Linked DNA regions of Homo sapiens: region 1 is linked to region 2. Evidence: read pairs that join two places in POLR2A ChIA-PET (ENCODE). Cell type or tissue: OCI-LY7. All regions are shown on one strand. Each heading gives the region's core, and the rest is flanking DNA. Links, peaks and the distances in the headings are about the cores only. Region 1 overlaps WAC (WW domain containing adaptor with coiled-coil). Region 2 overlaps MPP7 (MAGUK p55 scaffold protein 7).

What was found. Peaks named below come from ENCODE experiments on the same cell type or tissue, not always from the same donor. Only the 100,000 strongest peaks of a DNase experiment are listed, where the experiment ranks them.
Region 1: POLR2A ChIA-PET joins it to region 2 with 7 read pairs; 2 of 35 experiments call an interaction of 5 or more read pairs at or near these places.

What each region holds. Positions count from the first base shown.
Region 1 is chr10:28,538,364-28,543,752 of GRCh38, forward strand. The region is part of intron 3 of WAC (WW domain containing adaptor with coiled-coil); the gene reads left to right. Among named protein-coding and RNA genes, the nearest start is that of WAC, 7.9 kb to the left of the region's middle. In OCI-LY7, for the core only: CTCF peaks have their summits at 3,524 (motif pointing left) and 3,724; no DNase peak of the experiment used is centred there.
Region 2 is chr10:28,283,827-28,289,215 of GRCh38, forward strand. All of the region lies in intron 1 of MPP7 (MAGUK p55 scaffold protein 7), which reads right to left. Among named protein-coding and RNA genes, the nearest start is that of MIR8086, 2.8 kb to the right of the region's middle. In OCI-LY7, for the core only: no CTCF peak of the experiment used is centred there; DNase peaks (open chromatin) are centred at 515 and 2,775; H3K4me3 peaks cover 1,190 bases; H3K27ac peaks cover 2,865 bases.

The DNA.
Region 1 (5,389 bases), core at 235-5,234, 250 kb after region 2:
CTGAGGTCAGGAGTTTGAGACCAGCCTGGCCAACGTGGTGAAACCCTGTCTCTACTACAAATACAAAAGTTAGCTGGTTGCGGTGGCGAGTGCCTGTAATCCCAACTACTAGGGAGGCTGAGGCAGGAAAATCACTTGAACCCAGGAGGTGGAGGTTGCAGTGAGCTGAGATTGTGCCATTGCACTCCAGCCTGGGAGACGGATTGAGACCCTGTCTCAAAAAAAAAAAAAAAAAAAAGAATTCAGCCAGGCACAGCTGCTCATCTCTGTAATGCTGGTTGCTTGGGAGGTTGAGATGGGAAGGTCCTTTGAAGCCAGGAGTTTGAGACTAGCCTTGGCAACATAGCAAGACCCTGTGTCTACTAAAAAAAAAAAAAATTTTTTTTTTGATTAGCTGGGTGTGGTGGGATGATTGCTTGAGCCCAGGAGTTTGAGGTTAACAGTGAGCTGTGGTTGTGCCACCACACTCTAACCTGGGTTGATAGAGTGAGACCCGTCTGTTTAAAAAAAAAAAAAAAAAAGAAAAAAATTAATGTATATAAATTCAAGACCATTATCAAAAATCAAATGCAAGTGAGTTGGATTATCTAAGCTCTAAGCATGTAAAAAACTTAAGATTACAGCAGGTTACTTACTATATGCATTGAACTACTGAATTCAAATTTCCCAGTTTTTCATTTTAAGATTTAATGATTTTCTTTACTAATAATAACCTATATGCTATGATTTGTAACTTGCATTTTACAAAGCAAGTTAAATGTGGAACTTGTGCGTTTGTTTACCTTAGGATTAGGCTTTACTGGCATCACAGCATTTTTCAGTAATTACTAGATTTCTTAGCATCTTGGATTTCATTGAAAAATGCTCGTTCAGAAGTAATGTATGAAAGGACTTGCAGATACAATATAAAAAGTGAGAAATCAGGGATTGTGAAGGTTTTTATTCCCAAAAACCTTGCTAGTTAAAATAAGACTTGCTGTAACATAGCGTGTATAGTTTAGAGTTAGAGATTTTATCCATTAGGATTTATTAAAGGAAATAATGTCTATTGTAAATTTAAGATAGGTTATGTGAGAGTATAATTAAAATATTTTTTTGTGAAATGAGTTATTTTTATATAGTCTGTGATCTGTCTGAAAACATACAATCTTGTTTAAAGTAACCAAAAGCAAAAACCTTAAGGTACAATCGTTAGGGTTTGTTTTTTGGTTTTTTTTTTTCTGGAGACAGAGTTGCCCAGGCTGGAGTGCAGTGGTGTGATCCTGGCTCGCTGTAACCTCTGCCTCCTGAGTTCAAGCGATCCTTCTGCCTTAATGTCCCAAGTAGCTGGGATTACAAACATACGCCATCATGCCCGGCTAATTTTTGTATTTTTAGTAGAAATAGGGTTTCACCAAGTTGGCCAGGCTGGTCTCAATCTCCTGCTCTCAAGTGATCCACCTGCCTCGGCCTCCCAAAGTGCTAGGATTACAGGCGTGAGTCACCGCGCCTGGCCCATAGTGAAGTTTTTATTTTGTCATTTAGCTATATCTTTGGAAAAATTTGGAAATGTATTTTCATCTCCCTAACTTTCAAATAAAAGTTACTATTAACATTTTGAAGGAATTAGTAGGGATTATTTGGTGATAATGTCTTTTTTTAATATAATTTAGTAACGTTTGAGTCTTTCACATTGAATAATAGACTGGCAGTTGAGCAACATGGTCTTACCGTTGTTTAGATGACTTTGAAATATGCTTTGAGTTAGTAATGTTACAAATTACTAACATTAGAAATGTTGTATAGAAAGTAAGTATACAAATTAACAGTCGCTTTTGATACTCATGTTAACTTTGGAAGACAACAGATAGTATCCTTATTTCCAGTTTTACAAATGAGGGAAAATTTAATAAAATTGAACAGAGAGCAACAGCTCAGTCTAGAAACTAGTTCTCTAACTTCGGTAACTTGTATGCTGTCAGAGATTAAACACTTGGGTATTGAAAGCTTATTTGGTGGTGGTTACTATGGCATGAATTAGTTTGAAGGCATTTTTGCTTTTATCCTGCTAATATCTTCACCCTTCTTCCCTCAGTGGTTACAACTTGCCAAATTATAGTACCTTGATAAGATGTATTTGTGTAGTTCTAGGCGCAGTTATCACATCAGTGTTTTATTTTCAAAAATAAGTTTTGACATGGAAGCATGACACAGATTTCACTAGGAAAAGTCCATTTTCTCTTAATCCCTCATATTTAAAGACTTGTTTACGAAGTGGAAACATTGCATAGAATATAATACACTAACGTTTGGATTTTAATAATACGTTTGACTGATGTTAAGTATTTTTTGTCTAGTAAAAATAGTGACACATGACCTTTTTTCATTGATTTATGCTTTGTGATAATACTATGCAGAAATGTTTGCATTGGATTTCCATTGGTCAATTTAGAAAACACAGGAAACATACTCTGTTTCAAGAGAAGTGGAATAAGATTGAAGGAGTAGCAGTCTTAATGTTTCAACTCTTCATTGTTTTTTTTTTAATTTTAGAAAACAGTGTCTGTGATGTAAGCATCTGTGCATGTAAATTGTTAAATTTGAACACTAGTACCAAGTCATTTGTCTTACGCTTCTCATAATCACATTTTAACTTTTTATATTTTTAGAGAGATGGTTATTATGTATTGTTTATAATTTAATGGTATTTCTATTTTACAATCAGTATTTTGGAATGAGTTCACTTAGATCCTTAGATCCTTAAGACAGTCTTAATTGAACTGTTTTCTAGTTGTGCAGGAAGTATTTAAAATTTTTGGTGTAACATACTTGGGGTTTTGGTCTGTAATTCACAGAAAATTTATATATTCTAATTTGTGTCTATTAAGCATCTGTTACCTTATTCTGTTGTGCAGAATTGTTTGGGGGGTAGTGCATCATTTTGTTATGATGCTGGAAAGAGTGAAGATGGAAATAAGCTGGGCATTTGGGATGCTATACCAGGCACTAGATATAACTCATTGTCAATTTGATAATTACAAAACCAATTTTTGTGGGGTTGTGTGTGTGTGTGTTTTGTTTTTTTTTTTTTTTTTTTTTTTTTTAAGACAGTCTCACTCTGTACCTAGGCTGGAGTGCAGTGGCACGATCTCGATCTCACCTCATTGCAACCTCCACCCCCTGGCAAAATCAGTTATTTGGTTATTTGGGGCTTGCAAATATATTCTATGAACAGTCCTTTTCAGGATTTGTATGATGCTTTATAATTTTCAAAGGGTTTCTATATTGTTTCTCATCTGACTCCACAGTAGCTCTTTGAAATAGGCTGATCAGTATTATTCCTGTTGTACTGATGAAATTATAAAGTATTTAGCCTACTGTTGTTGAAACTGGAAAGGAAGTCTCTTCACATAAAATTTTATCTCTGCCTTCAAATTATACTCCAAGTATAACTAATTCTCACTATTTTATCATTTTAGTTCTGGCTACCACCTTTTCTTAGCTTGAATTCTGCAAGAGCCCCCTAGTGTTCCCGAGTCCATTTTGCTTTGTATGATTGTTTCCCCACACAGTAGCCAGAGTGATCCAGTTAAAATGCCAGTCACCTCACATCTCTCTCAAGCTCACGGCCCTCCAGTGACTCCCTGTTTCTTAGCAAATCTTATAATAGATCCTGTGTAATCTGGTGTCTGGGTATTTTTTCAGCCTCTTCTACTATCTTCCCCTTGTTTGTGCTACTCTCTCCATACTGGCCCTGCAGGCAGAAGTTTGTTCCTGTCTCAGGGGCTCTGCACATTATGTGCCTTTATGTTTCTCCTACTGTGCTCACTCACTTCAGTAATGTGTCTGCTTAAGTGTCACCCTCTCACAGGGCCTTCTCTGCCCTTGCTGAACACTCTGAAACAGTCATTCTCATCATTGTCTTTCCTTGCCCCTGCGTGTTCCTTCCTTGTATGAAGGTGACCTGTTATGATTTACTTATAGTCATTCTGCTATAACATGACATGGGCATTTCTGAAAGTCACGGTGCTGTGCAACATTGCACCAGACCAATTTATGGGGAAAATGGAGTTAGGAGCACAGTAACCAAAAACATTGTCAGTGACACATTTTAAAAAGATAGGAACCTAATAAAAATTGTAACTTAGTTTTACACGTATAAAATGGTTAAAGAATAACACCGCAATAAATGGCACTTTACCTTGACCAAAACCTGACTTCTTGTGAAAGTGGCCACTCATTGGAAGGGTTGCAGTTCATGAATTACTGTAAAGTGATGGATGGAAGATACCTGATACGAGACAAAAACTTGTAACATCAAATGTGGATGGACCTGACTCATAATTCATGATGAACTAAGATAGCTATTAGATGTTTGAGCTGTGTCTGCCTTGTAAATTCCTGTGCAGCTTGATGTAGCTAGTGTTTCTCACAGGTGAAAATACACATAAGTGGGAAATTTGCTGGTTTCTGATAGATCAGTAGCCTTCAAACAAATTTGTCTATTTGGAAACAAATGTTATAGCAGAACTGACTGTATTTTAGTTTTTGTTTGCTTGCCTTTTGTGGAATATAAGCTCCACCAGAAGAGGAAGTGAGAGTTTTAATGTTTTTATCCACCTTGTATTCCTGTTACCTTGAATAGTGCCTGAAACTTTATAGCATTTAACTAAATGGATAGATAAAAAAAATTTGGATTGTTATAATTTAAGGGGAATGAAATTATAGTATTTTGGATTAGCATTCCTCAAACTTGAATGTGTATACTAAGCACCTGGAGATACTATAGTCAGTAATTCTGGGGTGGGTCCCAAAGATCTGCCTTTTAACAAGATCTCGGGTGATACCTACACTTCACTAGAGTAACAAGGTTCTATAGCAGCACCGTCCAGTGGAAATATGTTGGCCACAAATGCAAACCATATGTGTACTTTTCTAGTAGCTTTGCTTAAAAACTAAAAATGATTCAATTTTAGTATATTTTATTTGACCTAATATATCAAAAATATTTCAACTTGTAATTGATACCTTAAAAACTATAATGACATACTTTACATTCCCTTTTTGGTACAAGATCTTTGAAACCTAGTGTCTATTTAACATTTACAGCACATTTCAGTTTGGACAAGCCACATTTCATGTGTTTAATTGCCACATGTGAATGATGGTTATTGAATTGGACAATGCGGTTCTGAGGAATGTGATCGCCCTGTTGGCCTGTCTGGCTTTTACATATATTTTTATTTCTCTAAGGAAAGTATTTTGTATGCTTGACTTCTGAAATGCCATATTTATGCAAAGCAAGATTGGAGTTAATGGGTCCTTGAGCTATATAGTGCTTCTTGTACTAAAATTTTGTTAGTACACGCTCATTGTAGAAAAATTAGGAAATGCAGAGAAAAGGGGAAAA
Region 2 (5,389 bases), core at 169-5,168:
TTTCCATCCAAAATTGTTATTAGACAGGAAAATGTCTATTTTGATAAGCAGACTTGCCATATCATACACAGCCTGTCCCAAAGGATACTTTTAGCTCCATATGCAAAAATAAGACTAAATTTAAATACCCAGTTTCAGACCCATCTGGAAATTAGAAGCACCCAGGATAACAGAAGCCAAGTCAAAATCACTTTAGTTATCATTTATTAAGTGTAAGACACTGAACTGAAAACAACTGAAATCATTTATTAAGTGTAAGACACTGAACTGAAAACAACTGAACAGATCTTGGTGGTGAGATTAATAGTTGGTATGAACACCAATGATTAAGTAAAGTACTTTACTGAGGATACCACTCTGAAATGCACATGAAAGGAAGCACACAGGAAAAACCAGTGTCACCAAGATCCCTGCTGATCAAGGACAGCTGTTAACTGGTTCCCAGGAGGGGTACACAAATGTACACAGACATTTATATAATCTTCTGTTGTCTAGGCACCAAGTCTTGTGTATTCAGTAATCACTCAAATCATGAGAAGGAATTCAGGGAGGGAGCAGCAGCTTAAAAACAGGTCTGGCCTGAAGCAGGAGGACCTGTTTCAAGTCACAGGCAGCATTAGCAGGAAGAAGCCAGTGAAGTCTGCAGCTGAAGACTGAAGAAAGTTGCCTTCCCTTCCTTTCTCCTCTCACCCTAATTCCAATAGGACCTCTTCAGTCTCATCTGACTGCCCCCTCTACATAATAGGTTTCACTGACTGCTTCCATTTTTTCCGAAGAAAACTTTATCTTATTGTCTATCAGACATTTCTCAAAATTATGAATTTTAAAGTGGGGGGAATATTGGAGTAAATAGAACTTTTGTTTGCATTCCACCCATGGAATGATTGTAACAAATCAATGTAACAAGAACAGAGGTCAACTTTTCACTTACTCTATTATGAACCTTGAAGGCAAGGATGCTTTATACATTTTTGAATCTGATCTCAGAATACAATATAAGATACATAAAAGGATAATGACATGCAATGAATACATCATTCTAAAGACAAGAACAAGTGTTTTAATTTTTTTATTCCCATTTAACAGCCCCAAGATGTCTCAGCCATTATTTTTTTATTTCAAGTGAATTAAGCTACTTTCAGAATAGAACAAAATGACTTTTCTATTAATAGTTTCCTTTAGATTTGCTTCTAAAAACCAGACAATTTAGCTTGGTGTTTCCAACAAAAATGCTGTAGAGACCAATTTAATTTACACAACCTGAACAGTCCTGTTCTAAGGGACTAATCTAAGAGACCAGCTCATAATATTGAAAACTGATGTTAAAAACAAAAACAAAAAAGAATCAGGCATTTAACCTACCTTTTCTTTTTTTGAGATGAAGTTTCGCTCTTGTTGCCCAGGCTGGAGTGCAATGGCGCAATCTTGGCTCACTGCAACCTCCACCTCCTGGGTTAAAATGATTCTCCTGCCTCAGCCTCCCCAGTAACTGGGATTACAGGCAACACGCCACCACACCCAGCTAATTTTGTATTTTTAGTAGAGACGGGGTTTCTCTGTGTTGGTCAGGCTGGTCTCCAACTCCCGGCCTAAGATGATCCGTCCACCTCGGCCTCCCAAAGTGCTAGGATTACAGGTGTGAGCCACTGTGCCCAGCCAACCTACCTTTTCTGTACTAACTAGATCTCAAAGAGTTGATGAGGGGAAGTTTCTCTTCATAAAAATATTCTAATAACTAAAACAGGAAAACAATAAAAATATCACCATTTTGCAAACCCTTGATAAAATAATGGATCTAGGCAATGGTTATCAATGGTCATGAACACTACAAAAAGTGAGACAACCAATATTACCTGACTGGGGTGAGAAGTACAGGCCACCACCTACGAAGTAGTTTTGCCAAAAAAAATAGAAACTGAATCAAATCAAGATCTGATTACTATTTACAGGCATTAAAAGAACAAAAGAACATGTTAAACCATTCATTAAACAAAAAGCATTACAACAGGTGGTAGCCTGTTTTTTTTTTTATTTAATTATGATAACCAAACAAGTACTTTTTGATAAATGAACATAACTTTCTTCATGTTCTCTTTGTGATTATCTTCATCTTAAAAGATGAGGAAAGTCTATCAAGTACAAGCATGTTTATGGATGTGCTTATTTATTGTGTAAGACAACAAAATGTACAACTTTGTACAGGTCAGGAGTTGCCTATCTCAAAAATATTTTCTTTCGCCCGGGATGGTGGCTCATGCCTGTAATCCCAGTACTTTGGGAGGCCGAGGTGGGCGGATCACAAGGTCAGGAGTTCGAGACCATTTTGCCTAACACAGTGAAACCTCGTCTCTACTAAAAATACAGAAAAAATTAGCCAGGCATGGTGGTGGTCGCCTGTGGTCCCAGCTACTCAGGAGGCTGAGGCAGGAGAATGGCGTGAACCCGGGAGGCAGAGCTTGCAGTGAGCCGAGATCACGCCACTGTACTCCAGCCTGGGCAACAGAGCGAGACTCCACCTCAAAAAAAAATAATAATAAAAAATAAAAAAATAAAAATTTCTTTCCTAGCGTTACTAAACTTCCTTTCACTTGGAAAACTACAGCACAGCTGAGCCAAGAAGTAACTGGTCCCTGCTTCTAAAATGACAGCTTTAGGAGTAATAAGCAAAGAAGAAGCTGGATGCAGTTGAGCAACCTCAGAGGAGACAGATCACTGTGAGGAGCCCACTTTCAACTGAACTGGCACCAGCTGTTCTCAAAGTGCTCCAAGACACCCTGGGGGTCCTCAGGCACCTTTCAGGACGTCCATGACATCAAAATTATCATTATAATAATGCAAACAGGTCATTCACAACTTTCATAGGCTGACAGGAAGCACTGATGATCAAAGCAAGGGTGTATAAAATTGCTGGCCCCTTAGCACAAATCAAGACAGTGGCACCACCAGTATAGGTCCTCATGACCACTGCGAACTCACAGTGGGAAAAAAAAAGGACGGTTTCATATAAAAATATCCTTGATGAAACAGTGAACATTAGCAATTGCATGAAATCTCAACCCCTGAGTATGTGCCCTTTTGACCTTTTTAATATTCTTTGTGCTGAAATAGGAAAGTTCACATGAAGGAGCTGTGCGGCATACTGAAGTATGGAGGTTGCCTGAAGGAAAAGAATTTATGCCAACCGTTTGATCAACAAGCTGAACTAGCAGTTTTTGTTTATAGAATATCATTTTTACATGAAATAAAAACTAAAAGTATTAGTATTTAAAGTTGGGTATTTGGCACACACTTTCTCAAACGCAAAATTAGCCTGTTGCTTCAAAAAAAAATAATAACTGACCTATTTGTTGCCAATGATAAAAGTCAAGCCTTCAAACAAAAATTAGATACTTGGAAAAATTGTATCTGCCACCAAGAGTGTGACAGCTTTCCCAATATGCAGACGGTTAATAAGACGGTATTGTGTCCTTAAAAATTTGTAGAGGGTAGATCTCATGTTAAGTGTTTTTAATACACAAAATAAAAATAAAACACAAAGACACAAGGAAACTTTGGAGGTGATGGACACGTTTATCACCTGGATTGTGGAGATGGTAAATGTAATATAAAGTTTATTTGCAATGTGGAATATGGAGCCATATGAGTGAATGTTTCTCACTTTGTGGTATTTAAATCCATTGGTCTTTCTTTCATTTTGGATCTTTCTTATTCATGCATGATTTGGAAAATACTGGCTCATGGAAATAAATGTTAGCACATTTTATAATGCCAAATACAGGAGTGTATACATTTGTCCAAACTCAACAAATTCTATACATTGATTATATGCAGGTTTTTGTATACCAATTATATCTCAATAAAGCTGGAGGGGAAGAAGACTTTTCAAGAGATGACCGCTGATTTCAACAAATGTAATTTTTTTCTAATGGTATTATAAAATGTGCTAACATTTAATTCCATGAATCAGTATTTCCCAAATGATACATGAGTAAGAAAGATCCAAAATGAAAGACAGGTCAATGGATTTTAATGCAACAAAGTAAGAAAAGTTTACTGATATGGTTTCAGATTCCACACCGCAAATAAGCTTTAAGAAATGGCCACTTGCAGAGTTTGATGTAGCATCAAAGGGAATATCCACAATTATCAGAAAAGACTATTAAAACACGCCTCCATTTCCAACTACAGATGTGCCTGAGGTTGGATTTTCTTCACATATTCCAACCAAACAACAAATCACAACAGATTGAATGCAGAAGCAGTTATGAGAATCCAGCTGCTTCTACGAAACCAGACGTTATAGAGAACCGCAAAAATGTAAACCACCACCACTCTTTCCCTAAACTATCTTTGTAAAGGTATTTTTCATACAGAAGTATTATTTATGTTCATATACAAAAGGGTTATTATGTTTTGATTTTTAGTTTTTATGAGACAGGGTTTCGCTCTGTCACTCAGGCTGGAGTGCAGTGGTGTGATCATGGTACACTGCAGCCTCAACCTCCTGGGCTCAAGCAATCCTCCTGCCTCAGCCTCCCAAGTAGCTAGGACCACAAGTGCACACTACCATATCCTGTTAATTTTTTAAATTTTTTGTAGAGACAAAGTCTCACTATGTTGCCCAGGCTTGTCTCGAACTCCTGGCCTCAAGTGATCGTCCCACCTCGGCCTCCCAAAGTGCTGGGATTGCAGGAATGAGCCACCACACCCAGCCAGGTTATTATGTTTTATTGAATTCATAAATACTCTAAAATTTCCCACTTATATTTCTAATATGGTAAACATTGATAGATATAACTCATGTAAAGCAAAGGTCTTTGAGGTCCTTAATAATTGTTAAGAGCGTGAAGCGGTACTGAAACAAGTCTGAAAACTGCAGCTCCAAGGATATGGAGCTGAGGTCAAGGCTGTGCTTGTTCAAGTGAGCCTTCAGGAATTACCTTATTCTTTGAGTTCCTGTTTGAACAAACGCTAAAAGTTGGAAGCTCAGCAGAGCCCAATGTCTGGCCTAGAGCACCAAGAACCACCAGCCACAGCCATCCTGAGAAAGGGCCTTATGAGCAGAATATTTTGTATTAGGCTCGGGTGTGAGGTTAGAAGACCTCGGGTGGGGGAAGTCAGCAGCACTTTTTCCTTCTTAGCTCAGCACATACCTCTTTCTTGAGATTCTGGTCTCAAAAATAGCTAACCAGGCCAGGCATGGTGGCTCACACCTGTAATCCCAGCACTTTGGGAGGCCGAGGTGGGCGGATCATTTGAGGTCAGGAGTTCGAGACCAGCCTGGCCAAAATGGTGAAACCTCGTCTCTACTGAAAATACAAAAAATTAGCCAGGTGTGGTGACACACACTTGTAGTCTCAGCTACTCAGGAGGCTGAGGCAGGAGACTC